Linked DNA regions of Homo sapiens: region 2 is linked to region 1. A link is an interaction called in ENCODE POLR2A ChIA-PET data of the cell type or tissue named here. Cell type or tissue: A673. All regions are shown on one strand. Each heading gives the region's core, and the rest is flanking DNA. Links, peaks and the distances in the headings are about the cores only.

The links. ChIA-PET counts read pairs that join two places held together with the same protein. Peaks named below come from ENCODE experiments on the same cell type or tissue, not always from the same donor. Only the 100,000 strongest peaks of a DNase experiment are listed, where the experiment ranks them.
Region 2: POLR2A ChIA-PET joins it to region 1 with 12 read pairs; 5 of 35 experiments call an interaction of 5 or more read pairs at or near these places.

The regions. Positions count from the first base shown.
Region 1 is chr1:28,510,638-28,525,962 of GRCh38, forward strand. RCC1 (regulator of chromosome condensation 1) reads left to right here. Exons shown (of 13, transcript NM_001381865.2): 4 at 6,088-6,230. LOC124904836 (small nucleolar RNA U13) reads left to right here and starts at 6,839; the gene lies at 6,839-6,938. SNHG3 (small nucleolar RNA host gene 3) reads left to right here. Exons shown (of 4, transcript NR_036473.1): 4 at 1-255. RefSeq lists enhancers at 623-672, 6,232-6,291, 7,366-8,217, 8,218-9,068, 8,362-8,571 and 2 more and silencers at 7,442-8,081, 8,132-8,221. In A673, for the core only: a CTCF peak has its summit at 7,523 (motif pointing right); DNase peaks (open chromatin) are centred at 6,754, 7,164, 7,514, 7,944 and 5 weaker places; H3K4me3 peaks cover 1,941 bases; H3K27ac peaks cover 5,075 bases.
Region 2 is chr1:28,821,707-28,837,031 of GRCh38, forward strand. The region is part of intron 1 of OPRD1 (opioid receptor delta 1); the gene reads left to right. Among named protein-coding and RNA genes, the nearest start is that of OPRD1, 17 kb to the left of the region's middle. RefSeq lists enhancers at 13,452-13,952, 13,953-14,453. In A673, for the core only: no CTCF peak of the experiment used is centred there; no DNase peak of the experiment used is centred there.

The sequences.
Region 1 (15,325 bases), core at 2,943-10,942:
ACCTGTGCCAGGCACTGTTCTAGGTAAGCACTAAGTGGGCTTTAATACAGCATATTCCAATGGGGAATCCCAGGAACCAAAAGACTAATTGTCCAAGTCCACAACTAGAAGTGGCACCTCTGCAGAAACAAGCATCAAATTCCCTGCTCAGGAAGAAGCCAGATGAGTCAGCCCCATTCGTCTGTATGCCCAGTCCCATCCGTGTCCTGCTGTAACTACATAGATCTCACCTGAGTAAAGTGATTTTTTTCTGAACCAGTGGTTTTAGTATGTTTTCAATCCATATACTCAGGTGGGTTTGGGTAACTGCAGTGCTGGGCAGGAAATGAATGAATTTCTATTGACTTGCAAGGTAGAGGTGAAGCAAAGCTGTCAGTAGGTGTTCAGGTCCCACTCTGCTAAACTTCAGCTTGCAATACCCCTTTTTTAGACTTTCCAAACAGGCACTTCTGGCCTTGTTCTTTGTGTAGGCAGACAGTATTGGTTGCCTATCTTAGGAGTACTAGACTGGGTTTGAATCCTGATCCCACCACTTGCTGTTCATGAGACTTTGGGTGAGTTACTCAGCCCCTCTGCCTCAATTTCATGTTCACAAAATAAGTGATAAACTACCTCATAGAGTTGTAATAAGGACAAAGGAGTTGGTATTTGTGAAAAGATTCTTAGGGTCTCTAGATGGAGTGCAGCAGCATGATCACTTATTAAATAACATTCTTTTGTGACTTCTCAGAAACCAAGGATACAGTATCCAATTTTTTGTTTTTTGTTTTTTTTTTTTTTTGAGAGGGAGTCTCGCTCTGTCGCCCAGGCTGGAGTGCAGTGGCACAATCTCAGCTCACTGCAAGCTCAGCCTCCCCAGCAGCTGGGACTACAGGTGCACGCCGCCACACCCGGCTAATTTTTTTGTATTTTTAGTAGAGAAGGGGTTTCACCATGTTAGCCAGGAAGGTCTCCATCTCCTGACCTCGTGATCCGCCCACCTCGGCCTCCCAAAGTGCTGGGTTTACAGGCGTCAGCCACCATGCCCAGCTTTTTTTTTTTTGAGATCTAATCTCACTCTGTCTCCAGGAGGGAGTGCAATGGAGCCATCTTGGCTTGCTGCAACCTCCACCTCCCGGGTTCCAGCAATTCTCCCACCTCAGCCTCCCAAGTAGCTGGGATTACAGGCGCACGCCACCATGCCCGGCTAATTTTTTTTGCATTTTTTAGTAGAGACGGGTTTCACCATGTTAGCCAGGCTGGTCTCGAACTCCTGACCTCAAGTGATCCACCTGCCTCAGCATCCCAAAGTGTTGGGATTACAGGCGTAAGCCACTGCGCCTAGCCTCAAGCCTGATCCTTTTTTTTTTTTTTTTTTTTGAGATGGAGTCTTTGCCTCCCAGGCTGGAGTGCAGTGGCGTGATCTCAGCTCACTGCTACCTCTGCTTCCTGGGTTCAAGCGATTCTCCTGCCTCAACCTCCCAAGTAGCTGGGATTACAAGCGCCTGCACCGCACCCGGCTAATTTTTGTGTTTTTTTTTTCAGTAGAGACAGGGTTTCGCCATGTTGGCCAGGCTGGTCTCAAAACTCCTGACCTCAGGTGATCCACCACGCCCGGCAGAGCCTTGATCTCTTAACCACTATCCTCACCTCCCCTTTCCCTAAGGATCCACAATGGCCTCACTGGCTCTTGAAGGCAGGCTGGCACCTTGATCATTCTTCCTGGTCATTAGTATTCTGATCTGGTTATTTTCCATTTTATGTCCATCTAACCTACTTGGAGGATCCTCAAGAGACTGCATATGTAAACTCAGTACTTATTCTTGTACTGTGCCTGCCATATAGCAAGCACTGGCTGATTTAATTTTTCTGTGTTCTTTTTTATTGATTTGTTTTTATCTTTATTATTTTCTTTGCTTATTTTGGGGTTAGTTTGCTCATCTATTCCTAGTTTCTTAAGCTAGTAGCTGAGCTCATTGATTGGAGACCTTTCTTTTTTTCTAATGTAGGCATTTAGTGCTATAAATTTCCTCCAGATACTGTTAACAACACACAAATTCTGGTATGTTTTGTTTTCATTTTAATTCATTTCAAAATATTTTTGAGTTCCTTTTCTATTCTTTGATCTATGGGCTACTTGAAAGTGTATTATTGTTGTTGTATTAGTGTTGTTCAAATCTATCCTTGCTAGTTTCTTTTTTTTTGGAGACTGCGTCTCCAAAGGCTGGAGTGCAGTGGCACAATCTTGGCTCACTGCAAGCTCCGCCTCCTGGGTTCACACCATTCTCCTGCCTCAGCGTCCCCAGCAGCTGGGACTACAGGTGCCTGCCACCATGCCCTGCTAATTTTTTGTAGAGATGGGGTTTCACCATGGTCTCAATCTCCTGACCTTGTGATCCACCCGCCTCGGCCTCCCAAAGTGCTGGGATTACAGGTGTGAGCCACCGCGCCCAGCCTCTTTTTTTTTTTTAGACAAGAGTCTCACTCTGTTGCCAAAGCCAGAGTGCAGTGGCACAATCTCAGCTCACTGCAACTTCTGCCTCCGGAGTAGCTGGAATTACAGTCACGCACCACCACGCCCAGCTAATTTTTTTGTATTTTTAGTAGAGATGGGGTTTGCGCGGCTGAAGTGCAGTGATGCGATCTCAGCTCACTGCAACCTCTGCCTCCCAGGTTCAAGCAATTTTCATGCCTCAGCCTCTGGAGCAGCTGGTACTACAGCATGCACCACCATGCCTGGCTAATTTTTTTGTATTTTAGTAGAGATGGGGTTTCACCATGTTGCCCAGGCTGGTCTCAAACTCCTGAGCTCAGGCAGTCCGCCTGCCCTGACCTCCCAAAGTGCTAGAATTACAGGCATGAGCCACCGTGCCTGGCCTTATTTTAAAATTTTATTTCTTGTAGGTAACATGTTGGGTTTTTCAGTATGACAGTCTATGTCTTTTAATTGGAGTGTTTAGGCTATTTACTTTTTTTTTTTAAGACAGGGTCTCACTCTGTCACCCAGGCCAGAGTTCAGTGGCAAGATTATGACTCACTGCAGCCTTAAACTGGAACTCCTGGGCTCAAGCCATCCTCCCAGCTCGGTCTCCTGAGTAGTGAAGACCACAGGCATGTGCCACTATGGCTGGCTAAATTTTGTATTTTTTGTAGAGACAAGGTCTCATGATGTTGTCCCAGCTGGTCTTGACCTCCAGGGCTCAAGCAATCCTCCCACCTTGGCCTCCCAAAGTGCTAGGAATACAGGCATGAGTCACCATGCCCAGCCATATTATACATTTTTAACTTACAATAGTCCACATTCAATTGATATTAAACCAGTTCACTTGTAGTATAAGAATCTTCCCCAGCCTGGCCAATATGGTGAAACCCCGCCTCTACTAAAAATACAAAAAAAAAAAAATTAGCCAGGTGTGGTGGTGCTCGCCTGTAGTCTCAGCTACTTGGGAGGCTGAGGCAGAAGATTGCTTGAACCTGGAAGCAGAGGTTGCAGTGAGCTGAGATCGTGCCAGCCTAGGCAACAGAGCAAGACTCCGTCTCAAAAAAAAAAAAGGCGGGGCCCGGTGGCTCACGCCTGTTATCCCAGCATTTTGGGAGGCCGAGGCGGGCGGATCACGAGATCAGGAGATCAAGACCGTCTTGGCTAACACGGTGAAACCCCATCTCTACTAAAAATACAAAAAATTAGCCGGGCGTGGTGGCGGGTGCCTGTAGTCCCAGCTACTAGGGAGGCTGAGGCAGGAGAATGGCATGAACCCAGGAGGTGGAGCTTGCAGTGAGCCAAGATCGCGCCACTGCACTCCAGCCTGGGCGACAGAGCGAGACTCCGTCTCAAAAAAAAAACAAAAAAAAAACCTTCTGGCGGCCTGGTGTGGTGGCTCACACTTGTAATCCCAGCACTTTGGGAGGCTGAGACTGGCGGATCACCTGAGGTCGGGAGTACAAGACCAGCCTGACCAACATGGAGAAACCCCGTCTCTACTAAAAATACAAAATTAGCCGGGCATGGTGGCACATGCCTATAATCCCAGCAACTCGGGATGCTGAGGCAGGAGAATTGCTTGAACCTGGGAGGCAGAGGTTGCAGTGAGCCGAGATCATGCCATTGCACTCCAGCCTGGGCAACAAGAGCAAAACTCCATCTCAAAAAAAAAAAACAATCTTCCGGCTGGGCACAGTGGCTCACGCCTGTAATCCATCCCAGCACTTTGGGAAGCCAAGGCAGGCAGATCACGAGGTCAGAGCGAGACTCCGTCTCGAAAAAATAAATAAATATTTCTTCCATTTCTCACTATATAGTCTTTGATATTGTCATGTGTCTTACTTTTATATATGTTATAAAACCCACAGTACATTATTACAGCCAGAACCTCCATATCAGCCAGTTGCGATGGCTCACTCCTGTAATTCCAACACTTTGGGATGCCAAGGCAGGCTGACTGCTGAGGCTCAGAAGTTCAAGACCAGCCTGGCCAACATAGTGAAACCCTGTCTCTACCAAAAATACAAAAATTAGATGGGCAATTAGCTGGACGTGGTGGTGCACGCCTGTAATCCCAGCTACTCGGGAGGCTGAAACAGGAGAATTGCTTGAACCCAGGAGGCAGAGATTGCAGTGAACTGAGATCACGCCATTACACTCCAGCCTAGGCAACAGAGTGAGACTCCGTCTCAAAAAAAAAAATTAGCTGGGCATGGTGGTGCACATCTGTGGTCCCAGCTACTCGGGAGGCTGAGGCAGAGGTTGCAGTGAGCCGAGATCCTGCCACTGCACTCCAGCCTGGATGACAGAGTGAGACTCTTGAGACAAACAACTGGGGCTGGGCGCAGTAGTTCACACGTGTAATCCCAGCACTTTGGGAGGCCGAGATGGGTGGATCACTTGAGGTCAAGAGCTCAAGACCGGCCTGGCCAACATGGTGAAACCCTGTCTCTATTAAAAATACAAAAATGAGCCGGGCATGGTGGTGCGTGTCTGTAATCCCAGCTACTCTGGAGACTGAGGCAGGAAAATTGCTTGAACCCAGGGGGCAGAGGTTGCAGTGAGCCGAGATTGCACCACTGCACTCCAGCCTGGGCAACAGAATGAGACTCCATCTCAAAATAAAATAAAAAATACAAATACAAAACTAAAAAAATAAAAATAAAGGCCAGGTGCAGTTGCTCATGCCTGTAATCCCAGCACTTTGGGAGGCCAAGATGGGCAGGTCACCTGAGGTCGGGAGTTCCAGACCAGCCTGGCAAAAATGGTGAAACCCGGTCTCTACTAAAAATACACAAAATGGCCAGGCGCGGTGGCTCACGCCTGTAATCCCAGCACTTTGGTAGGCTGAGGCGGGTGGATCACCTGACGTTTAGGAGTTCAAGTCCAGGCTGGCCAACATGGTAAAACCCCGTCTCTACTAAAAATACAAAAATTAGCTGGGCATGGTGGCAGGCGCCTGTAATCCCAGCTACTCAGGAGGCTGAAGCAGGAGAATTGCTTGAACCCAGGAGGAAGAGGTTGCAGTGAGCTGAAATCGTGCCATTGCACTCTAGCCTGGGCGGGTCAGGAGTTCGAGATCAGCCTGGCCAACATGGAGAAACCCCATCTCTACTAAAAGTACAAAAATTAAGGCTGGGCGCGGAGGCTCACGCCTGTAAGCCCAGCACTTTGGGAGGATGAGGTGGGTGGCTCATGAGATCAGGAATTCAAGACCAGCCTGGCCAAGATGGTGAAACCCTGTCTCTACTAAAAATACAAAAATTAGCTGGGTGTGGTGGCAGGCACCTGTAATCCCAGCTACCTGGGAGGCTGAGGCAGGAGAATTGCTTGAACCTGGCTGCAGTGAGCCGAGATCGCACCACTGCACTCCAGCCTGGGCAACAGAGTGAGACCCCATCTCAAAAAAAAAAAAAAAAAGAGTTGAGGTCTCCTTCCACCACTTGTGTGAAGACCCCAGAAAACTTGCTTTACCTCTTTAAACTTCAGTTTTCTTATCTTCCAACTGCCATGAGGTTTTTGTGAGGAACAAATGAGCTGACATGGATGTTTCTGTAGTTAACAAAATAAAGGGTCTTACAAAATAGGCAATAATAATAATAATCACTTATTATTATTACATGAAGCTACATGAATGTGTAAGATCTTGGAGGAAGACAGCAGAGAGAGAGAGAGAGATCAGAGATCCCAGGGTTAAAAGTTGGAGAAATTTCACAGTACATCATCCAAAAGAGGAGTCCATGATGGAGGCAGAGGTAAACTTGGAGAGGTAAGAAACCCTGAAGACAGGGGAGTGCTTTGTGGCAGGCTCTGCATATAAGAATTCAGCCTGGCCAACATGGCGAAACCCAGTCTCTACTAAAAATACGAAAATTAGCCAGGCTTTGTGGCAGGCACCTGTAATCCCAGCTATTTGGGAGGCTGAGGCAGGAGAATCGCTTGAACCTGGGAGGCAGAGGTTGCAGTGAGCCGAGATCTCACCATTGCACTCCAGCCCGGGTGACAAGAGCAAGACTCGATCTCAAAAAAAAAAAAAGTTCAGTTCAGTTGGTAAGAACTCATCAAAAGTGTCCATCTAGACTTTGGGTGCCGTAGAATGACTCAGAGTCTGAATCAACATGAAATCGAGAAAACGTCCTTTGCAAGGGTTTCAGGGAACACCTGAAATCCTGAAGAACTGTTTGTATCCATCCTGAAGAATGGGTGTTAATAAGAGACAGCCTTTTCTTGGTACCTGTTTTCCATCTCTAACCCAACCCCAACTCACACCCTTCTATTTTATCTGGTCTCTCTCATTCCTCTTGCTCCTCCCCACTTGGCTCCCGTTTTCCCCAAGTCCATTCTCTATTTTGTTCTATAAGATCTGATCATATTAGGATGCTCTTGTAGCTCATAAGAAGATGACTGGGTGTTCACACGCATATGAGATGTGCCTCCCTCAAACCTTGTTAAGACATGGGCACATACCCATCTGATGTTAACTCACGGGGAAAAAAATCTGATCATGCCATTCCCGTGCCCAAATTCCCATATATCCCTACTGCCTCAGGATAGAGGCTGGACCCCTTAGACACACAAGACCCTGTATCCATGATCTGTCACTCCCACAGGCACCCTCTACTCCCATCTACTTGGCAGTTTCCCACAACCTCCCTGGGTTCTCGTGGTTCCCTGTCATTGCAAACGTCGCTTCTCCTAGGATGTCCTGCCCCCCTAGACTTAACTTGGAAAGCTGTTCTTAAGCCCCGGACTGAGTCAGATGCCCCTCTGGGTATCCCTGTCATAGCGTTGTGTGGTTGTTGATAGTCTGATTTTTCAACCTTCTCCATGCCCTCTTGAGGGTAGGGAAGATGAGTATCTTTTTTCTCCGTACAGACCCTACCGCACAAGATTTTCCTAAACAGACCGAACTCAAGGAGTCTTTCTGGTTGTTAGTCCACGTGTCCCGATTTGGGGTTTCCAAAATACACGCCCACTGGAACCGGGCCAGGGGAGCCAGCCTGGCCAAGGGCTCCCCCAGCCCGGCCAAGGGCTCCCCCAGCCCGGGAGCGCGCCACATGCAGATCCTGGGATGGCCGCCAGGGGCCGCCGGGCTCTTTGTTTTCCTTTCTCACCCGGGTCGGGGCCAGAGGCCTGCAGAGCGCATGCTCTGGGGCAGTTCGCGGCCCGGCGGGGAGCGCCGGAGTTCCTTGTGGCCGACGTGCACCAAGGTAGGTCTCGCCTGGGACGCGCGGAGGGTCCGGGCAGAGGGCGGTAAGCGGAGCGGCCACAGCCGGAGCACGGGCCGGTCCACGCGGGCCTAAGTCGCTGCCCGCTCTCGCCCGTGTCGCGCGGCGCCGGCCCCACGTGAAGCCCGGAGGCAGGAAGGCGCGGTGCGGGCTCGCGATTCCCCGGCCCCGCGGGGCGCTCCAGCAGCGGCTGGGCGCTGCCTCGCTGGAGCTAGGGCCGCGCGGCCCCTCCGCCGCCGCGCCTCTCACGCCCGCACCGCGGCGCCCGCGCAGGCGGGAGATTCAAACTGCGCGAGCGCGGCGGGCCGGGTGCGCGCGGCCGCCCGGGCGGGGGATGGGTCTCTGCCGCGAGGAGGATGGTTTTGTCCGGCATGCGCTTGGAGAAGGCGGTTTGCAGATCGGGGAGGGAGCCCTGCCCGGGAGAGGGTGGGTCGTAGGAGCTCGAGGGTCTCCCGCTGTGGACCTTTGGGAGCCGTGTGTCTTGAACTCCGCAGCAGCTCAGTCTGTCAGCAGATTATTTGCTGGCCATTTATTGCGTCCCTCTCTTGCGGGGCTGGGGGACAGTAGTGAGAAGAGCAGGCCCGTGTCATTAGCGAACTATGCCCTTGAACCCAGGCGACGGACGCTACTGGCAAGTCATTCATACGTCACATATTGACCTAACTTCGACCACGTGTGACTTGTGTGCCCTAGCAGAAGTTGAGTGTGTGGGGTGTTACGGGGAGCCCTCAGGGGGATCCCCCACCCTGCCCAGGAGGCTCAGGGATGGCTTTCCAGGTGAAGTGACTCTTGAATGGGGTTTTGAAGGAACAGAGTTTTTCAGGCAGTCTGAGGGTAGTGGGATTAGGGTGATACAGGCAGAGGGATTGCACGTGCAACGGCATGAAGGTATAGGTATTGTGGTCAGGGATACCACAGGTCTTGAGGTGACTGGAGGAGGAGAGTAACAAGATGATACAGCAGGGGCTGGGTCACGAAGCGTCTTGTGTGCAAGACTAAGGAACTCTGCGGGGTGGAGGAGGCAGGGAAGATTTCCCCCAAGAAGGGTATCAGAGTGAAACCTGGACAGATGAATTAGGAGTTCACGAGGCTCCTGTTTCAAAGACATCCCAAGAGCAGGAATCCTGTTCTGTTCATCGTTACAACTTTCTCATCAGATGCCCTTGGGCAACCCACCCAGTCCCCCAGAGCATTGGTTTCCTTATCTGTAAAGCAATGGTAGGGGGCATGTGGTGAGGATATAATTTTTTTTTTTTTGAGACGGAGTTTCCACTCTTATTACCCAGGCTGGAGTGCAGTGGCGCGATCTCAGCTCACTGCAACCTCCACCTCCTAGGTTCAAGCAATTCTGCCTCAGCCTGCTGAGCAGCTGAGACTACAGGAACACACCACCAGGCCCAGCTAATTTTTGTATTTTTTTTTTTTTAGTAGAGACGGGGTTTCACCATGTTGGCCAGGCTGGTCTTGAACTCCTGACCTCAGGTGATCCACCTGCCTCAGCCTCCCAAAGTGCTGGAATTACAGGTGTGAGCCACCGCACCCGGCCAATTTTTTTTTTTTTTCTGATACAGAATCTTGGTCTATCGCCCAGGCTGTAGTATAGTGTCGTGCTCTCAGTCGCTGCAGCCTCCACCTCCCGGGTTCAAGCGATTCTCCTGTCTCAGCCTCCCGAATAGTAATATCCTATAATTTTCATAAAGCAGTGAAGTTGTGTGTCCCTTCCCCCAGGAAAAATGAACACATAGGCCCAGGCACAGGTTGTATAGAACGGGGATCCCAGGTGAGAAACTCCTAGTGTGAAATATACCACCTGTGTGCCTGGCATAACAGCAGCTCACCAAATGTATATTGTTGACACATGAGCCCTCTCCTCCCTTCCCTCCTGGGGACCTTACACACAGAGATTTTTCAGCCTTAGTCTGGCAGGCAAGTTCTTCCTCCTGGTGTGGGGGACGGAGGGCACAGCTGCAGTGGCCTGGGAGGGCTCTGTCTCCTTTTACAGAAATCGAGGCTGTGGTGAGGTCACTGGAGGTCAGGGCAGGAGCACCAGGCTCCGGGCAGACTGTCTAGACTGGCGTGCCTACCCACTTTCTTCAATAAATAAGGAAGGTGAGGTGGGGGTAGGGCAGCTCCAGCTCTGGTGGAGCATGGTCATGAGACTGGGATTTCATTCCACCTCTCTGTGACCTGGGTCACCTTTCCCTGAGCCTCATCTTCCCCTTAGCTGTAAAACTGGGATGAGTCTGCTCACCTCAAAGGGCAGCTGTGGGCATTCAGGAGTGCCTGATGGTGGAAGCTGACTCTGTAGCCGACTTATCTGTGACTGTCTCACTCTTCTCCCAGAGACTGTATGCTCCTTGAAGATGGAAGCTGTGTTGTGTGGGGCGGGGTGGGGAAGCATGATGCCAAAAGCCAACTCCTTATTCCCAGCCCAGACACTCACTGCCTGGTTAAGAAAACAGCCAGAGAGGCCGGGCTCGGTGGCTCACGACTGTAACCCCAGCAATTTGGGAGGCCAAGGTGGGCAGATCACCTGAGGTCAGGAGTTCAAGACCAGCCTGGCCGACATGGTGAAACCCCGTCTTTACTAAAAATACCAAGCAGTTAGCCAGGCGTGGTGGCTTGCGCCTGTAGTCCCAGCACTAGGGAGGCTGAGGCGGGAGAATCGCTTGAACCTGGGAGGCGGAGGTTGCAGTGAGCTGAGATCGTGAGTCTGAACTCCAGCTTGGGCAACAGAGTGAGGCTCCATCTCAAAAAGAAGAAAAGAAAAGCAAATAAAGGAAAACACACCCAGAGCAGTGAGAGAAGTCTGTATACAAGACCCATTTGTGCAGTAGAGGCTGTGCAGGCAGGTACCGGGAACAGGGCTCCACCTTTTAGAAGGTGGTCCTCTGGCCGGGAGCAGTGGCTCACGCCTGTAATCCCAGCACTTTGGGAGGCCGAGGTGGGTGGATCATGAGGTCAGGAGATCGAGACCATCCTGGCTAACACGGTGAAACCCCGTCTCTACTAAAAATACAAAAAATTAGCTGGGTGTGGTGGCAGGCGCCTGTAGTCCCAGCTACTCGGGAGGCTGAGGCAGGAGAATGGCGTGAACCTGGGAGGCGGAGCTTGCAGTGAGCCGATATCGCGCCATTGCCTCCAGACTGGGCGACAGAGCGAGACTCCACCTCAGAAAAAAAAAAAAAAAAAAAAAAGAAGGTGGCCCTCCATCCCCTGCCCTTCCCTGGCGATTGCCAGCCCAGTGCAGGGCCTCAAGTCTTCCATTTTGGAGAGGAAGCCTCTGGGACTCAAAGAGCACTCAGGTGCCGTCTCCACCGCAGCAGGGAGTTGTCGCCACTGTCCTTCCCCACATCTGTGGGTGGATCTGTCACCACCCACCCCACCTTCCCTCAGGCTCTAGCTGCCTCATTGTCTCCTCTCTGGTCTCACCATCCTCTCCTCAGCTGGCTTCTGCTCTCTGCTTCTTGGACTTGGCCAAGTGCATAGGGGATACTGGGGAGGCCTGCCCAGACTGCCTTAGCCCCTGCCTGGACCAAGGTCTGCCTTCAGAATCAGTCAGATAGGCCTGGGTTGCTTTTCTAGGCTGCCCTTTACTTGCTCTGTGAACTTAGGCCGATAAAGTTATCTTTCTGAGCCTCAGTTCCTTAACTGTGAAATAGGAGTGACAGTGCTGCCTTCTTCAGCTTCCTGTGAGGAATAAAAGGGTTTTGCATATGGAAGATACAGTGAGTTAGCCGGTGCCCCCAGGGGCTCATATTTTAGGAAGTTGATTGGTATGGTGGACAGGCATGTAAATTAAAGTGATTGTGATCCAAAAGTCTGTCCCAGTTTCTCAGAGAGAATGACTAGTTCAGGATGGAGGAGGGATCAGAGGAGGTGACTTTGAGACACCAGTAGATGTTCTTCCAGTGGGATAAGGGATGGGAAGGCGTTCCAGGTAAAGAGATGCAAATAGTATGGAGAGGACAGTTAGCATTCTGGCCTGGTGGGTCTGGCAAGGAGATTGTGTGGGAAGAGAAGGGAGGATGTGATAGATAGGAAATGAAGCTAAAGGTTCTGTCAGTACCCGATGTTGGAGACCTCTAATACCCAGCTAAGAAATGTGGGCTTTATCTTCCAGGAAAAGGGGACCACTAAGGAGTCCAAGCAGGCCAGCAGCTTGCTTCAGGTTTGAGGTTTGGAAAGATCATGAATGAGGCCGGGCATGGTACCTCACGCCTATAATCCCAGTACTTTGGGAGGTCGAGGTGGGAGGATCACTTGAGCCCGGGAGTTTGAGACCAGCCTGGGCAACATAGTGAGACCTTGTCTCTACAAGAAAAAAAAAAATTACAAATTAGCCAAGCGTGGTGGTACATGCCTGTAGTCCCAGCTACTCTGGAGGCTGAGGCAGGAGGGTCGCTTGAGCCTAGGAGGTGGAGGTTGCAGTGAGCCGTGTACGTGCTGCTGCACTACAGCCTGGGCAACAGAGTGAAACCCTGTCTCAAAAAAAAATAAATATATATATGTATATATATACACACACACATATTTATTGATCACGAATGACTTGGAGAATGAGAGGAGGGGATGAGGGTGGGGACCGGAAGACCAGTGAAAAGTTGCTGTCTTTCCTAGGGAAAGGAGGAGGAGACACAGTTCCAGGCAAGCTGAGAGACTACTAGGGAGCATGGGGAGGAAGGAGGCAGAAGAAATTTCTTTTTTTTTTTTTTTTTTTTTTGAGACGGAGTCTTGCTCTGTCACCCAGGCTGGAGTGCAGTGGCGTGATCTCGACTCACTGCAAGCTCTGCCTCCCGGGTTCACGCCATTTTCCTGCCTCAGCCTCCCGAGTAGCTAGGACTACAAGCGCCCGCCACCACGCCTGTCTAATTTTTTGTATTTTTAGTAGAGACGGGGTTTCACCGTGGTCTCGATCTCCTGACCTCATGATCCGCCCGCCTCGGCCTCCCAAAGTGCTGGGATTACAGGCGTGAGCCACCGCGCCCGGCCAGAAGAAATTTCTAATAACACTCAAGGACGCCAGCTCTGGAGTCTGACTAACTTGGTTCAGATCTTGGCCTTCTCTTCCAATCTTGAGTGAGATACTTCACCTTTCTGAGCCTCAGTTTTCTTCTCTGTAGAGTGGGATCATTGTGGCCAGCTTGTAGTGAAACGCTCCAGAATATTAGCCAAACACAACTAAGGAGATGTTGACTGGGTTTGTTCCATCCATGATAACAGATTTTTTGGTTAATGCCCCATGACACCAACACTTCATATAGCCCTTATGTGTCTGACTCCATTCCGGGCTGTGCTCATGGCAGCCCAGCCATCAGCACCAACTGTGCTGACATAATTGTTTCCTGCTTTTTCTCCTGACTTCTTATTGTGAGTACTTTTCATGCTAATACAGTCTCCCTCCCAGGCACAGCAGACTGCTACAGATTATTCTGATGAACTGATGAGATGTTTGCCTTGGCATACAGCTGTCTATCTAAAACAAGGGTGCCTCTTTTTTTGGTGGAGGGACAGAGTTTCACTCTTGTTGCCCAGGCTGGAGTGCAATGGTGCAAACTCGGCTTACCACAACCTCCACTTCCTGGGTTCAAGCGATTCTCCTGCCTCAGCCTCCCGAGTAGCTGGGATTACAGCACGCGTCACCACGCCTGGCTAATTTTGTATTTTTAGTAGAGATGGGGTTCCTCCACGTTGGTCAGGCTGGTCTCGAACTCCTGACCTCAGGTGATCCACCCGCCTTGGCCTCCCAATCTGCTGGGATTACAGGCGTGAGCCACCGTGCCCGGCCACAAAGATGCCTCTTATATCCCACATCCCTACCCCATCTAACTTTGCCTGCCTGACATCCTTTCTGGGATGGCTCCCAAGCACTTCAGATTGAATGAAAACACCTAGCAACATGGAGCTTCACGTCTCTTCTCTCCTGTTTGTTCAACAGTGTTCTCTATCTCACTACATGGAAGTCTACCATCTACCTGGTCATTTAAGCCCAAGCCTGGGAGTCTTTGTGTTTGGCCAAGCTCATAGGGGGATCTTGGGCAGGCCTGCCAAGAATCCTCTGGACTTTTTTAGGATGAACAAATCAAGCCAAGTGCTGTGGCACGTGCCCATGATCCCAGGCTCTTGGGAAGCTGAGGTGGGAAGATCGCTTGAGTCCATGAGTTCGAGGCTGCAATAAGCTAATTGCACCACTGCACTCCAGCCTAGGTGACAGAGTGAGACCCCCTCTCTTAAAAAAATAAAATAAAAGGCCAGGCATGGTGGCTTACACCTATAATCCCAGCACTTTGGGAGTCCAAGGCTAGAGAATCGCTTGAGCCCAGGAGTTCGGGACCAGCCTGGGCAACATGGCAAGACGTTGTTTCTGCAAAATATACAAAAATTAGCCGGGCGTGGTGGTGCACACCTGTAGTCCCAGCTATCCAGGATGGCTCAAGCCCGGGTGGTTGAGGCTGCAGTGAGCCATGACCATGCCACTGCACTCAAGTCTGGGCAGGACCCTGTCTCAAAAATAAATACAAAGGATGAACAAATTATGAGAGTAAAAAAGGGTTAGTCTCCTTTATCCTTGCTACACCTCCTCACCCAAAGCCAAGCAGTAGTGTAGCAGGATAAGCCGCAGACAAAACCCCCCAGACACCCAGTTAAAGAAGGAAGGGCTTTATTCAGCTGGGAGCTTTGGCAAGATTCACGTCTCCAAAAACTGAGCTCCCCGAGTGAGCAGTTCCTGTCCCTTTTAAGGGCTTACAACTCTAAGGGGGTCTGCATGAAGAGGTCGTGATTGATTGAGCAAGCAGGGGATATGTGACTGGGGGCTGCATGCACTGGTTATCAGAACGGAACAGAACAGGACAGGGATTTTCACAGTGCTTTTCCATACGATGTCTGGAATCTATAGATAACATAACCGGTTAGGTCAGGGGTCGATCTTTAACCAGACACAGGTCGCGGCGCCAGGCTGTCTGCCTGTGGATTTCATTTCTGCCTTTTAGTTTTTACTTCTTTGGAGGCAGAAATTGGGCATAAGACAATATGAGGGGTGGTCTCCTCCCTTAGTAGTAAAGCACTATAAATATTTGTGGATTTACAACCATTTCATTCAGTCTTGATGACAGCCCTGAGAAGTAGTCATTGCATCCCCTTTTATAGATGAGGATACAGTTCAGAGAGGTTAAGGCAACTGGCCAGCCACAAGCTCTGGAAGGTGAACCCAGTTCCCTCTAATCCCAAAGAATGTGCACTTTTTAGTGTGGGACAAGGGGTCTCAAAAGACAGGTGGGAGGATTCTCAGCCCTGGGAGAATAAAAGTTGGGTGAAGTTCAGAACTGCCACCTCATCAGTCAGAACTGGGCCAGTGACAACCTGCAGAAGCTCAGCCTGCAAAGGCTTATCAGGATTCTAGACCTTTGGTTACTTTCCCATCTTTAGTATTTAGTTCTCCTTCCCCAGGATAATCAGCAGAAAAGTGCCTGGCCTTGTGTCCATATACCATGGAGGGGAGAGCTAGAGAGGCGAGGTTCTCGGGAACCACTAGAAGGAAGGAATGAGGGGGCTGCTGGTTAGGCCCAGAGCTGAGACCGAGAAGGGCTCTTGGAGTTCTCCTTCCCTTCGTAACATTAGGTAGAGGCTTAGACAA
Region 2 (15,325 bases), core at 3,141-11,140, 310 kb after region 1:
AGTGACTTTTATAATTTCCAATATTATGCCAATCTAAATAATGCTGCTGCTGCCCGGGCATGGTGGCTCACCCCCATAATTCCAGCACTTTGGGAGGCCATGGTGGGAGGATCACTTGAGCCCAGGAATTCAAGATCAGCACAGGCAACATAGCAAGACCCTGTCTCTAAAAACAAAAAAATAGTAATCATACATAATGCTGTGAACATTCTTAGACATGTGTGTTTGCGCACATCTCATTATTTCTTTCTTTTTTTTTTTTGAGATGGAGTTTTGCTCTTGTTGCCCAGGCTGGAGTGCAATGGCGCAATCTCGGCTCACCACAACCTCCGCCTCCTGGGTTCAAGCGATTCTCCTGCCTCAGCCTCCCGAGTAGCTGGGATTACGGGCATGCGCCACCATGCCCGGCTAACTTTGTATTTTTAGTAGAGATGGGGTTTCTCCATGTTGGTCATGCTGGTCTCTACCTCCTGACCTCGTGATCCGCCCGACTCGTCCTCCCAAAGTGTTGGGATTACAGGTGTGAGCCACCGCGCCCTGCTATTTCATTATTTCTATAAGGAATTTTCCCACAGTCAAAGCTCTCCAAGAAGGTACGGGCTGCTGTGTAATGTAGGGAGCTTCCTGTCACTGAAGTGCGCAAGTAGACACTGGGAAACCACTGGGTGGAGGTTTGGCCCTGGAGATTCGGGTGGAGAAAAGACAAGCAGAATTGCAGGCCCCTCTCACCATGGCTGAGATTTTATTTTATTGTTTGTTTATCGATTGATTGATTGATTGACTGATTGATTTTAGACGGAGTCTCATTCTGTTGCACAGGTTGGAGTGCAGTGGCGCAATCTCGGCTCACTGCAACCTCTGCTCCCCTGGGTTCAAGCAATTCTCCTGCCTCAGCCTCCCAAGTAGCTGGGATTACTGGCATGTGCCACCATGCCCGGTTAATTTTTTTTTTTTTGTATTTTTAATAGAAACGGGGTTTCACCATGTTGGCCAGGTTGGTCTCGCACTCCTGACCTCAAATGATCCACCTGCCTCAGCCTCCCAAAGTACTGGGATTACAGGCACCCAACCCTGAGATTTTAAAAAGAATGATTTTTAAATGCTGTGATCTCAGGTTCTCCTTCCCCCTTGCCTGGCAGATGTCTGGACTTTGAGAGGCAGGGGGCTGTGCAAGGAAAAGGCATGATTTCATTAACCTCAGAGTCCTGGGACCTCAAAATCAAATTGGCCACACGGAATGTCATAACATGCACAGGAAGAGGGATAATCGTGGGGGTAGAGCAGAAAGTCTGGCTTAAATGAACAATTTACCATCCTCTGCAGGCTATAGTGGCCCCATTACCGGCTGGGAGCTGTGGGGTGGAATGAGGGGGTGTCTGGGTTGTGTTCTACTGATTTATAGTTCCCAGTGCAGCTGCAGAAATCAGCAGCTTTGTCTCTGGCCAGGAAGGGTGTGTGCAGAAAGAATCTTTTCTTCTGTAGTCTTTTTTTTTTTTTTTTTTTTTTTTGACATGGAGCCTCACTTTATCACCCAGGCTGGAGTGCAATGGTGCGATCTCGGCTCACTGCACCTTCCACCTCCTGGGTTCAAGTGATTCTCATGCCTCAGCCTCCCAAGTAGCTGGGATTACAGATGTGCACCACTACACCCGGCTATTCTTTTTTAAATTTTATTTGTTTGTTTATTTATTTATTTATTTATTTATTTGAGACGGAGTCTTGCTCTGTCACCCAGGCTGGAGTGCAATGGCATGATCTCGGCTCACTGCAACCTCCGCCTCCTGGGTTCAAGCAATTCCCCTGCCTCAGCCTCCTGAGTAGCTGGGATTACAGGTACGCACACCATGCCTGGCTAATTTTTGTATTTTTTGTAGAGACGGGGTTTCACCATGTTGGCCGGGCTGGTCTCGAGCTCCAGACCTTGTGATCCGCCTGCCTTGGTCTCCCAAAGTGCTGGGATTACAGGCGTGAGCCACTGTGCCTGGCCAATTTTTGTATTTTTTAGTAGAGATGAGGTTTCACTATGTTGGCCAGGCTGGACTCGAACTCCTGACTTCAGGTGATCCACCCACCCGGCCTCCCAAAGTGTTGGCATTACAGGTGTGAGCCACCGTGCCCAGCCCGTCTTTCTTGATAAGTAGAAAGAACTCAAACTTCAAGGTCCTGTGAGGTCAAAAAAACCCCATTCAGGCCGGGTGCGGTGGCTAACACCTGTAATCGCAGCACTTTGGGAGGCTGAGGTGGGTGGATCATTTGAGGTCAGGAGTTTGAGACCAGCCTGGCCAACATGGTGAAACTTTTTCTCTACTAAAAATAAAAAAGTTAGCCGGGCGGTAGTGGTGCATGCCTGTAATCCTAGCCACTCGGGAGGCTGAGGCAGGAGAATCGCTTGAGCCTGGGAGGCGGAGGTTGCAGTGAGCCGAGATCGCATCACTGCACTCCAGTCTGGGTGACAGAGTGAGAACCTATCTCCAAAAAAAAAAAAAAAAAAGCCCCATTCAAAGAACACCACACAGAGAGAGGCAGAATTTTCCTCCCCTGCAGAAATGAGCTTGTTACCAAGGCATAGAACTGTGACTCATGGATGATGGTTCTTTTTCTTTTTTCTTTTTTTTTTTTTTTTTTTGAGATGGCGTCTGGCTCTGTTGCCCAGGTTGGAGTGCAGTGGCGCCATCTCAGCTCACTGCAGCTCCACCTCCTGGGTTCACGGCATTCTCCTGCCTCGGCTTCCCGAGTAGCTGGGACTACAGGCGCCCGCCACCACACCCGGCTAATTTTTTTTTTTGTATTTTTAGTACAGACAGGGTTTCACCGTGTTAGCCAGGATGGTCTTGATCTCCTGACCTTGTGATCCGCCCGCCTCGGCCTCCCAAAGTGCTGGGATTACAGGCGTGAGCCACTGTGCCTGGCTGATGGTTCTTTTTCTTGAGTACCTATTTTGTGCCAGGCACCCTGCCTAGAGATGTATATATATTATCCCATTTAATTTTTGCAGACCTCGTAGGAGGTGAGTGTGTTGCCCCCATTGTATACATAAGGAAACTTGAGGCTCAGAGAAACGACATAACATGCCCAAAGTCCCAAGATAATTTTGAAATCAGAAGAGTGTTGTTCTGAACCCAGAGCCCACACTCTTTTTTTTTGAGACGGAGTCTCGCTCTGTTGCCCATGCTGGAGTGCAGTGGCGCGATCTCGGCTCACTGCAAGCTCTGCCTCCCAGGTTCACGCCATTCTCCTGCCTCAGCCTCCCGAGTAGCTGGGACTACAGGTGCCCACCACCGCGCCCGGCTAATTTTTTTTTGTATTTTTTGTGGAGATGGGGTTTCACCGTGTTAGCCAGGATGATCTCGATCTCCTGACCTTGTGATCCACCTGCCTCAGCCTCCCAAAGTGCTGGGAGTACAGGTGTGAACCACTGCACCTGGCCAGAGCCCACACTCTTAACCATTGCCTTGTTCTCTGCCACCTTGTATGTCAAGTTCAGCCCCTCTGATTTACAAATGAGGAAACCGAGACCTAGAAAGGTTCTGTGTCTTTTGAGTCCATGGCCAAGGCTGGACTAGAACTGCTTTTCCTATCCCCTTGCTCCCTCTCCTTGTGTCTCTTTGCACAATTGGGATTTTCCAAAGTGAGAGAGAGGCAGGGAGTGGCTGGAAATAGCAGTACTTGGGAACACAAGAAGTAGGTTCTTTTTTTTGAGACAGAGTCTCACTCTGTTGCCCAGGCTGGAATACAGTGGCACGATCTCGGCTCACTGCAACCTCCACCTCCCGGGTTCAAGCGATTCTCCTGCCTCAGCCTCCTGAGTAGCTTGGATTACAGGCGCACGCCACCACATCCGGCTAATTTTTGTGTTTTCAGTAGAGACAGGGTTTCATCATGTTGGTCAGGCTGGTCTTGAACTCCTGACCTTGTGATCCGCCTGCCTCAGCCTCCCAAGGTGCCAGGATTACAGGCGTGAGCCACAGCGCCCAGCCCAAGAAGTGGGTTCTTACACAGGGCAGCCTGGCCTAGGGGCTACTGATAACACATGATAGGCCTAAAGAACTCCAGGTTCCCTGGGACAAGGCCAACAGCAGGGAGGCAGCCCTGTCCTTCATCAGCAGGTGGACTAGGGTTCAAATCCAGCTTCTTGCTGGCTGTCCACTGTTGAACTCAGCGTGCTGTCTGTTTTCTCATCTGTGAAATGGGGATGATAGAAAAACTCTACATCATTGGGTTGTCCCCCCTGAAGTACCAGGCACAGTTCTAGGTACTTGGGATGCAACAGTGATGAAGACACAGTCCTTGCCCTCATGGAGCTGACAGTCTAGTGGGGAAAAGATGGACAGTAAACAAATAGATATAAGGCTAAGGCTATAGGCAGTGAAGTCAACCGAAACAGGCATTGGGTGAGAGGGTGGCGGGGCTGCAGTTGTACAGGCATACCTCAGAGATACTGTGGTTTGGGTTCCAGACCACTGCAATAAAGCAAATATCTCAAAGCAAGTCACACACATTTTTTGGTTTCCCAGTGCATATAAAAGTTGTTTACAGCTGGGTGTGCTGACTCATGCTTGTAATCCCAGCACTTTGGGAGGCTGAGGTGGGCAGATTGCTTGAGCTCAGGAGTTAGAGCCCAGCCTGGGCAACATGGCAGAACCCTGTCTCTACAAAAAAATACAAAAATTAGCCGGGTGTGGTGACATGCACCTGTAGTCCCAGCTACTCGGGAGGTTGAGATGGGTGGAGCCCAGGAGGTCAAGCCTGCAGTGAACCGAGATCACGCCACTGCAGTGCAGCCTGGGTGAGAGAGCCAGACCCTGTCTCAAAAAAAAATAAAAAAAAAAGTTGTTTATACTGTAGTCTATTAAGTGTGTCATAGTATTATGTCTAAAGAAAAATATACATACTTCAATTTTAAAATACTTTTATTGCTAACAAAATACTAATGATCATCTGAGCCTTCAGCAAATCATAATCTTTTTGCTGGTGAAAGGTCTTACCTCAATATTGATGGCTGCTGGTTGGGGGTAGTGGTTGCCGAAGGTTGGGGTGGCTGTGGCAATTTCTTAAAACAAGGCAACAGTGAAGTTTGCTGCATCAATTGAGTCTTTCTTTCATGAAAGATTTCTCTGTAGCATGCGATGCTGTTTGATAGCATCTTACCAACAGTAGAACTTTCAAAATTGGAGTCAGTCCTCTCAAATCCTATTGCTGCTTTATCAACTAAATTAATGTTATATTCTAAATCCTTTGTTGTCATTTCAACAAAGTTCACAGATCTTCTTCACCAGGAGTAAATTCCATCTCAAGAAACCACTTTCGGCCAGAAGCGGTGGCTTACGCCTGTAATTCCAGCACTTTGGGAGGCCAAGGTGGGCAGATCCCTTGAGGTCAGGAGTTCAAGACCAACCTGGGCAACATGGCAAAACCTTGTGTCTACAAAAAAATACAAAAATTAGCTGGGCGTGGTGGTGTGCGCCTGTAGTCCCAGCTACTAGGGAGGCTGAGGTGGGGGGATTGCTGAAGTCCGGGAGGCAGAGGTTGTGGTGAGCTGAGATTGCACCACTGCACTCCAGCCTGGGTGACAGAGCAAGACCCTGTCTCAAAAACAAAACAAAACCAAAAGAAACCACTTTCTTTCTTTTTGATTTTTGTCTCACTGTGTTGCCCAGGCTGGAGTGCAGTGGCTACTCACAGGCACGATCATAGCTCACTACAGCCCCAAACTCCTGGGCCCAAGTGATCCTCTTGCCTCAGTCTCCTGAGTAGCTGGTAGTACAGGCGCATGCCATTGCGCCTAGCTTCAAGAAACCACTTTCTTGCTCATCTATAAGAAGCAACTTCTCATCCATTAAAGTTTTTTCATGAGATTGCAGCAGCAGCAATTCAGTCACATCTTCAGGCCCCACTTCTAATTCTAGTTCTCTTGCTATTTCTACTACATCTGCAGTTACTTCCTCCACTGAAGCCTCGAACCCCTCAAAGTCATCCATGAGGGCTGGAATCAACTTCTTTAAAACTCCTGTCAATATTGTTTTTTTCTTTTCCCCCTGCTCAGAGACACAGTCTTAGTCTGTTGCCCAGGCTGAGTGCAGTGATCATAGCTCACTGCAGCCTCAAACTCCTGGGCTCAAACTATCCTCTTGCCTCAGTCTACCAAGTTGCTGGGACTACATGTGTGTGCCACCATGTCTGGCTAATTTATTTATTTTTTATTTTTATTTTTTGTAGAGCCGGAGTTTCTGTGTTGCCCAGGCTGGTCTCGAGCTCCTGGCCTGAAGGGATCCTCTCACCTCAGCCTCCCAAAGTACTGGGATTACAGGTGTGAGCCACCACACCTGGCCACAAATGTACCTAATGGCAACTAGAATGGTGAATTTTTTCCAGCTTTCAGTTTCCTCTGCCCAGATCCATGAGAGGAACCACTATCTATGACAGCTGTAACCTTACAAAATGTATTTCTTAAATAATAAAACTTAAAGGTTAAAATTATTCCTTGATCCGTGGGCTACAGAATGGATGTTGTGTTAGTAAGCATGAAAACAACTTAATCTCCTTGTACATCTCCATCAGAGCTCTTGGGTGACTAGGTGCATTGTCAATAAGCGATAATATTTTGAAAGGAATCTTTTTTTCTGAGCAGTTTGTCTCAACAGTGGGCTTAAAATACTCCATCAACCATGCTGTAAACAGATGTGCTGTCATCCAGGCTTTGTTGTACCATTTATAGAGCACAGGCAGAGTAGATTTAGCATAATTCTTAAGGGCCCTAGGATTTTTGGAATGGTAAATGAGCATCGGCTTCAATTTAAAGTCACCAGCTGCATTAGCCCCTAATGAGTCAGCCTGGCTGGGTGCGGTGGCTCATACCTGTAATCCCAGCACTTTGGAAGCCGAAGAGGGAGAGTCGCTTGAGCTCAGAAGTTCGAAGCTGCACTGAGCTATGATCGTGCCACTGCATTCCAGCCTGAGTGACAGAGTGAAACTCGATCTCTTAAAAAAAAAAAAAAAAAAAAAGCCAGGCGCAGTGGTTCACGCCTGTAATCCCAGCACTTTGGGAGGCCAAGGCAGGTGGATCACCTGAGGTCAGGAGTTTGAGACCAGCCTGACCAACATAGTGAAACACTGTCTCTACTAAAAATACAAAAATTAGCCGGGTGTGATGATGTGCACCTGTAATCCCAGCTCCTCGGGAGGCTGAGGCAGGAGAATCGCTTGAACCCAGGAGGTGGAGGTTGCAGTGAGCCGAGATTGCGCCACTGCACTCCACCCTGGGTAACAGAGTGAGACTCTGTCTCAAAAAAAAAAAAAAAGGAGAGAGAGGGAGCATCAGTCTCTCCTTGAAGCTTTGTAACCAGGCACTGACTTCTCTCTAGGAATGAGAGTCCTAGATGATATCTTACTCCAATAGAAGGCTGTTTTGTCCCCTTGAGAATCTGTTGTTTAGTGTAGCTGCCTTCATCAGTGATCTTTAAAGCCCCATGGACCAGCCTCTGCCACCTTCAAACTTGTCTTCTACAGTTTCCTCACCTCTTTCAGCCTTCTTAGAATTAAAGAGAATTAGGTCCTTACCCTGGATTAGGCTTTGGCTTAAGGGAATGTTGTGGCTGGCTTGATCTTCTATCCAGACCACTCAAACCTTCTCCATATCAGCAGTTAAGTGTATTTTGTTTCCTTTCTTTCTTTCCTTCTTTTAAGACAGAGTCTTGCTCTGTTGCCCAGGCTGGAGTGCAATGGCGCGATCTCGGCTCACTACAACCTCCTCCTCCCAGATTCAAGTGATTCTCCTGCCTCAGCCTCCTGAGTAGCTGGGATTACAGGTGCCCGCCACCACACCAGCTAATTTTTTGTATTTTTAGTAGAGATGGGGTTTCACCAGGTTGGCCAGGCTGGTCTCGAACTCCTGACCTCAGGTGATCCACCCACCTCGGCCTCCCAAAGTGCTGGGATTACAGGCGTGAGCCACCGTGCCTGGCCTTCTAGATTTTGATCTACAGTGCAAGACATGCGACCCTTTCATTTTCTTTTTATCTTCTGAGACAGGGTCTTGCTCTGTCGCCCAGGCTGGAGTGCAGTGATGCAATCATGCCTCACTGCAGCTTCAACTGGCTGGGTTCAAGTGATCCTCTTTCCTCAGCCTCCGAAGTAGCTGGAACTACAGGTGCGCACCACCATACTCAGCTAATTTTTTAATTTTTTGTAGAGATGGGGACTCACTTTTTTCCCAGGCTGGTCTTGAACTCCTGAGCTCAAGCAATCCTTCCAGCTCAGCCTCCCAAAGTGCTGTGATTATAGGTGTGAGCCACTGCACCTGGCCCTTTCTTTCACTTGAACACTTAGAGGCCATTGTAGAGTTATTAATTGGCCTAATTTCAATATTGTTGTGTCTCAGGGAATAGAGAGGCCTGAGGAGAGGGAGAGAGATGGGGCAATGGCCAGTCAGTGGAGCGGTCAGAACATACACATTTATCAATTAAGTTCATCCTCTTACAGGCGTGTGGTTTGTGGCACTCCAAAACAATTACAGTGGTAGCATCCAAGATCACTGATGGCCAGGCACGGTGGTCATGCCTGTAATCCCAGCACTTTGGGAGGCTGAGGTGAGAGAATCGCTTGAGCCCAGGAGTTCGAGACCAGCCCTGGCAACATAATGAGACTCCATCTCTACAAAATGAAAAAAACAATAGCAAGGTGTGGTGGGACATGCCTGTAGTCCTAGCTACTTGGGAGGCTGAGGTGGAAGGATTGCTTGAGCCTGGGAGGTCGAGGCTGCAGTGGGCTGTGATAGTGCCACTGTACTCCAGCCTGGGCAACAGAGTGAGGACCCAGTCAAAAATAAAACAACAACAACAACAACAAAAACACTAATCACAGATAACCATAAGAGATATAATTATGAAAAATTTGAAATATTGCAAGAATTACCAAAATATGACATAGATACAAAGTGAGCACTTGCTGTTGGAATAATGGTGCTGATAACTTGCTCATAGCAGGGTTGCCACAAACCTTCAATTTGTAAAAAACACAATATCTACAAAGTGCTTTAAACGAGGCATACCTGTATATGGAGAGGTCAAAGAAGAGGAGACAAATGAGCAGAGGACTGTTGCTTGGAGGAAGAGTGTTTTAGGCAGAGGGAACAGCAAGGGCAAAGGTTAAGGGGGATGATGCTGTATGGCTTTAGCACAGGGCCTGGCCCACAGCAAGAAGCCATTGGTGATAATGAGGCCTTTTGGATCATTGCCCAGCACCTGGGAACCAGGGCAGGAATTAAGCCAGAGCGGAGATGCTGCTTCTCCTGGCCCCACCAGATGCTGTCCCCACCAGATGCCCCTGCAGGACAGATGGAGATAATCTGTTTCCCTTGGTTACAAAAACTCATCCTCCCACAGTGCTGGGAAATACCCCACATCTAGTGATTTTCCATTCCTCCCTGAGGGGAGCGAATGGAGCTGTCCTGCTGGGAGGGGCAGGTTAGCCACAAGACACTCCTTCCACCTGCCTAGGCCTTGTTGTCCCATATAAGAGAGGGCTCGGCCTGGTGTGGTGGCTCACACCTGTAAGCCCAGCAATTTGGTAGGCCGAGGTGGGTGGATCACGAGGTCAGGAGATGGAGACCATCCTGGCCAACATGGTGAAACACTGTCTCTATTAAAATACAAAAATTAGCCGGGCGTGGTGGCGTGCGCCTGTAGTTTCAGCTACTCAGAAGGCTGAGGCAGGAGAATCGCTTGAACTTGGGAGGTGGAGGTTGCAGTGAGCTGAGATCGTGCCACTGCACTCCAGCCTGGGCGACAGAGTGAGACTCCGTCTCAAAAAAAAAAAAAAAGAGCTCAACAGCAAAGCATAGCATACTGACTCGGTCGGAGTTAACACCAAAAATAGAACTGCTGACTTTTTTCTTTCTTTCAGTGATCATGGCTCACTGCAGGCTCAACTGCCCAGGCTCAAGTGATCCTCCCACCTTAGCCTCCTGAGTAGCTGGGACCACAGGCACCACCATGCCTGGCTAATTTTTTTATTTGTAGAGATGAGGTCTCACTATGTTGCCCAGGCTGGTCTTGAACTCCTGGGCTCCAGTGATCCTCCTGCCTTGGCCTCCCAAAGTACTGGGATTACAGGCATGAGCCACCATGCCTGGCTGACCTTTTTTGGATGCTGACAAGGTGGCCAGCTTTGTGCCAAGCTCTATGTGAAGCATTGCACATAGGTTATTTCATTTAATTCAGCCAGCTCTATGAGTTTAGTACCATGTTTCTCTCCATTTGACAGATGAGAAAACTGGGGCTCAGAGATGATAATTCACTTGCCCAGGGCCACAGTTAGGAAGTGGCAGAGCCAGCCTTTGAACTGAGGCCCCTTGACTCTCAGAGCTCAGATGTACAAAGTGTCCATGAAGCAGTGTCCATGAAGCAATGTCCATGAAGAAGGCTGAACCTATGATACCCTCTGATTTCCACTGTGGAAAAATGACTTTTTGATACAGCCAGGGATTGGGAGAGGCTGTGGAACAGAGCAGACTTATTTGTAATGTCATTAAAATAATTTAAAAAATAATCCATTGTTAATAAACAAAAGGAAAGAGAAGCTCTTTTGGGTCCCAGGCAGAGAGATGGCATAAGAAGTAAAGGCCAAGCTCAGTGGCTCCTGCCTGTAATCAAGTCGGTAGGAGGCCTGCTTTGGGAGGCCGAGGTGGGAGAATCGCTCGAGCCCAGGAGTTCAAGACCAACCTGGGCAGCACAGGGAGACCCCATTTCTACAAGAAATACAAAATTAGCCAGGAATGGTGGCACACACCTGTAGTCCCAACTTCTTGGGAGGCTGAGGTGGGAGAATTGTTTGAGCCCGGGAGCTGGCGGCTGCAGTGAGCTGTGATTGCGCCACTGCACTCTAGCCTGGGTGGTAGAGTGAGACTCTGTCTCAAAAAAAAAAAAAGTAACATACAGCATGGCCAAAGGCCTGGAGTCTGCCTGGGCTTTTTGGAATGCCTGGCTTTGCATCTCAGTTCTGTTCATTCTACACTCCTGGATGAGCGCCTTTCATCTTTGGGTCAGTTTCTTCTATAAACAAAATGGGAATATACTGAGACCCACTTCCTGGGGTGTGTGTGATTCAAATGAGAGAACATGTGTGATGCTCTGAACAGGGGCTCCCTAGCCCATTGTCTTCAAAGGGTATTTCTTTGCTGGGGAGCTGGGTGGGTACAGGTTAGGGAAACTGTAACATCTACATCACTGTCACTAAGAATAATAAACTTGTGGACATTATTTACGTGGAATTGTGGGACTGAAACATTAAGCTGGCAGATGGTGAGGACTCAAAATCATGAAGAACCGAGAAATTACAACTGTGGAAAAAATGAGCCTGTGTTTGACAAGATTAGAAGGCTCTCTACAGGAGACCTTGCATGCAAAATCTCACTGAGTCTTCACAACACTTCTATGAGGTAGGAACAATGTAATGTGCCCATTTTACAGGTGAAGAAGCTGAGACTCAGAGATGAAAGACTTTTGCCTAAGGGCACCTGGTTAGTAAGTGTCTGACAGCAAAGCCCCCCATGTGATGGTGGGTGTCACTGCCCTTTTCCAGCTCAGGAGACTGCGTGGCTCTGTGGCACCAGCCTTGGCCTAGAGCGTGGGCTTTGGGTCTGTATCAGGCATGATCCTATCAGAGAAAAAGCACCAGTAGGATATATTTCAGGGAGTTGGCTTATACCGTTGTGGGGTCTGGCTGGGCAAGTCTGAAAGTGGTAGGTGGAAAACTCAGGCAGGAGCTGATGCTAGAGGTGGAGTTTCTTCTGAGAAATCTGTTTTGTTCATAAGGCCTTTGAACTGATTGGAAAAGGCCAACCCAGATGATCAAGGATAATCTCCTTAAAGTCAGCTGATGGCAGATACTAACCACAGCTACAAAATCCTTTCACAGCAACGCCTCGATTAGTGTCTGATAAAATAGCCGGGTACTATAGTCTAGCCAAGTCGACACATCAGACTAACCATCACGGGGCCAGACAGACCTGGGCTTGAGTCCTGGTACTACAACCTGTCAGCTGTGTTTCGTTGGGCAAGTTTCCCTGACTCTCTGATCCACAGTCCCCTCATCTACCAAATGCCGTGGTAGTGCTTACTACATTTGGCTATCAGGATTAAATGCAATGATATAAATCACAGTGCCTTCATCCAGTGCCTGTCACCTAGAGAGAGGGAAGACACACACAAAAGTAGGTGGTCACAAACCAGTGTTCTGTTTTTTTGTTGCCCAGGCTGGAGCGCAGTGGTGTGATCTCGGCTCACTGCAACCTCTGCCTCCTGGGTTCAAGTGATTCTTCTGCCTCAGCCTCCAGAGTAGCTGGGATTACAGGTGCACTCCACCATGCCTGACTAATTTTTGTATTTTTAGTAGAGACAGGGTTTCACCATGTTGGCCAGTTTGGTATCGAACTCCTGACCTCAGGTGATCCGCCCACCTCGGCCTCCCAAAGTGCTGGGATTACAGGCGTGAGCCACCGCGCCCAGCCTTGAACCAGTGTGTCCCCATGACAGTGCTGCTGCTTGTTTCTGTGCTTGCATTCCCTTTTACCAGTTCCTCCTGGAGGGCAGGAACTGTGTCACATTCATCCTCAATCCTGTTTCGTAGCTTAGTCCCTCACCCTAAGGAGGCATCACTAAGTATTTCTTTCTTTTTTTCTTTTTTTTTTTTTTTTTGAGATAGAGTCTTGCTCTGTCATCCAGGCTGGAATGTAGTAACTCGATCTCGGTTCACTGCAACCTCCACCTCCTGGGCTCAAATGATCCTTCCACCTCAGCCTCCTGAGTAGCTGGGACTACAGGTGTGTGCCACCATGCTGGGTAATTTTTAAATTTTTGATAAAGATAAGGTCTCCCTATGTTGCCCAGGCTGGTCTCGAACTCTTGAGCTCAAGTGATCCTCCCACCTCGGACTCCCAAGGTGCTGGGATTACAGGTGTGAGCCACTGTGCCCATTCAGGTACTTCTTAAATATCCAGATGGCACTTTGTTAACGAGATTTGGTCTGTAGAGTTGTTGGGATCTATAATAAAAATCACCCAACTACGAGACAAGAGGGCAGTAAGATGTGCAGGAACCTCAGGCTGCTGTCTCCTTCAGAGAAACCCCTGACTTTTCAGCTTAGAAAGTCTTTCCTCCAGGGAGCCTTCTCTGATTGCTCCTCACCGCCCTTCCAGCCAACAGGTAACCCTCCTCTATGTTCCCACAGTGTCCTGTGTGTCCCCCGCCATTGGAATAGGGTCTATGCACTATTTCAGACACCTGTTTGCTCCCCTGTTCTGCTCTCCCCACCATGAGTGGGTGTGGGGTAGAGGGAGTATATCCTTTGTTCATAGCTGGAGCCCCAGCAGAGGGTCCAACACTCAGACAGCATGTCACTAGGTGTTTGTACAAAGGACCTGTCCTATTTCCAGAGGTCCAGGGTCTGATATGCCACATCCTTGTGGGAGTCTGCGTTCTTGGGCCCCCATTGTGCCTGCTGCCCCATCCCTGGTCCAGCCACCCCTAAGCCAGAAGCAGAGCCAGGGTGGTGGGGAGGAGCTGCTCTTCCCTGGCTGCCATGAGTGTGTTGTTCTTGAACTGAGGTGAACGAGGCATCTGTCCTGCTTCTTGTTGAGTGTGACCTGGCTGGCCTCCCTGCTCATGTTCAACTCTGGGGCCTGGATTTCTCTGTTCCAGCCTTTAATCTTCTCCTATGACATGCTCTCTGGGCTTCATTATAATTAACCACTTTCCTTCCTCAGGCTGTGCCAAAACTGAGACAGCTAATTAATTTCTGGCCACTTGCCACTCTCGTTAAGTGGTGGGCAGGGATGCAGCCTGCAGCTCTTGCTGCCCAGCTGGGCTTGTTTTGCCAGTCGTGGAGGGCAACCACCCTTTGTCTGCAAATAGAGGGAGCCCCAGCTGGACCCCGGCTGACTGGCAGTAGCTTCATTGAAGCTATTTGTTCCCCCACAGTGGGCAGAGCCTTTGTGATCACTGTGGTAGATGTGCCTTGGTTTCCTCATTTGTAAAATCAAGGGAATGAACTTGACCTGCAGCAGGGAGAAGATTGGGTGGTGGTTAGGAGTGTGGGTTCTGGAGTCCAAGGAACCTGAGACCCAAGCTAGGCCCTGCCATCCCTAGCTGTGGGCCTCTGGGTGAGTTACTTCATCCCTCTGAGCCTCAACATTCCCCACCTGTAAGATGGGGAGAGCAGTGCTCACCTCCTGTGGCGGTTGTGCGGATTCAGTGGGTTATGGAGCACATGGCTGCCACTTAGGAGGGAGACTGGCACATAGTGAGCGCTCGTAAACGCTCTACCCAGACATCTCTCCTTCTAGGCTAACATTCTATATTCTTGATGGAAAAAAGGCCTTCTGTTGTGAGAGCTGGGGTGTGGAGCAATTTTAACAGACATTGCTTCTGTGTTTAGGCCATGCCTGGTGAGATGGTTAGCCCCTTCGTATAGTTCCCTAGGGCTGCCATAGCAAATTGCCATAAACTGGGTGACTTAAAACATAAGACATTTCAGCCAGGCGCGGTGGCTCACGTCTGTAATCCCAGCACTTTGGGAGGCCAAGGCGGGTGGATCACAAGGTCAGGAGTTCAAGACCAACCTGGCCAATATGGTGATACCCCGTCTCCACTAAAAATACAAAAATTAGCCGGGCTTGGTGATGTGCGCCTGTAGTCCCAGCTACTCAGGAGGCTGAGGCAGAAGAGTAGCTTGAACCTGGGAGAGGTTGCAGTGAGCCGAGATCGCGCCACTACACTCCAGCCTGGGCGACAGAGCGAGATTCCATCTCAAAAAAAAAAAAAAAATTAGACATTTCACAGTTCAGGAGGCTAGAAGTCTGAAATCAAGGTGTTGGCTGGGCTGTGCTCCCTCCGAAGGCTCCGTGGAAGAACGCCTGCTGGCCCGGCTTCGGTGGTTGCTGGCAATCCTTGGCATTCCAGCTACCTCACTTTAATTTTTTCCTGTTTTCACATGGCCATGTATGTCTCTGTGTCTTGTGTCCTTTGTTTGATACAGGGCCTCTCTCTGTTGTCCAGGCTGGAATGCAGTGGCATGAACACAGCTCATGACTTCCTGGGCTCAAGCAATCCCAAGTAGCTGGGACCAGTGTGTGCCACCATGCCCAGCTATTTTTTATAGCAGCGGTCCCGAACCTTTTTGGCATCAGGGACCAATTTCGTGGAAGACAAGTTTTCCATCGATGGGGGCAGGGTGGGGGAACGGGGATAGTTTCAGGATGATTCAAGCTCATTACATTTATTGTGCACTTTATTTCTATTATTATTACATCATAATATATAATGAAATAATT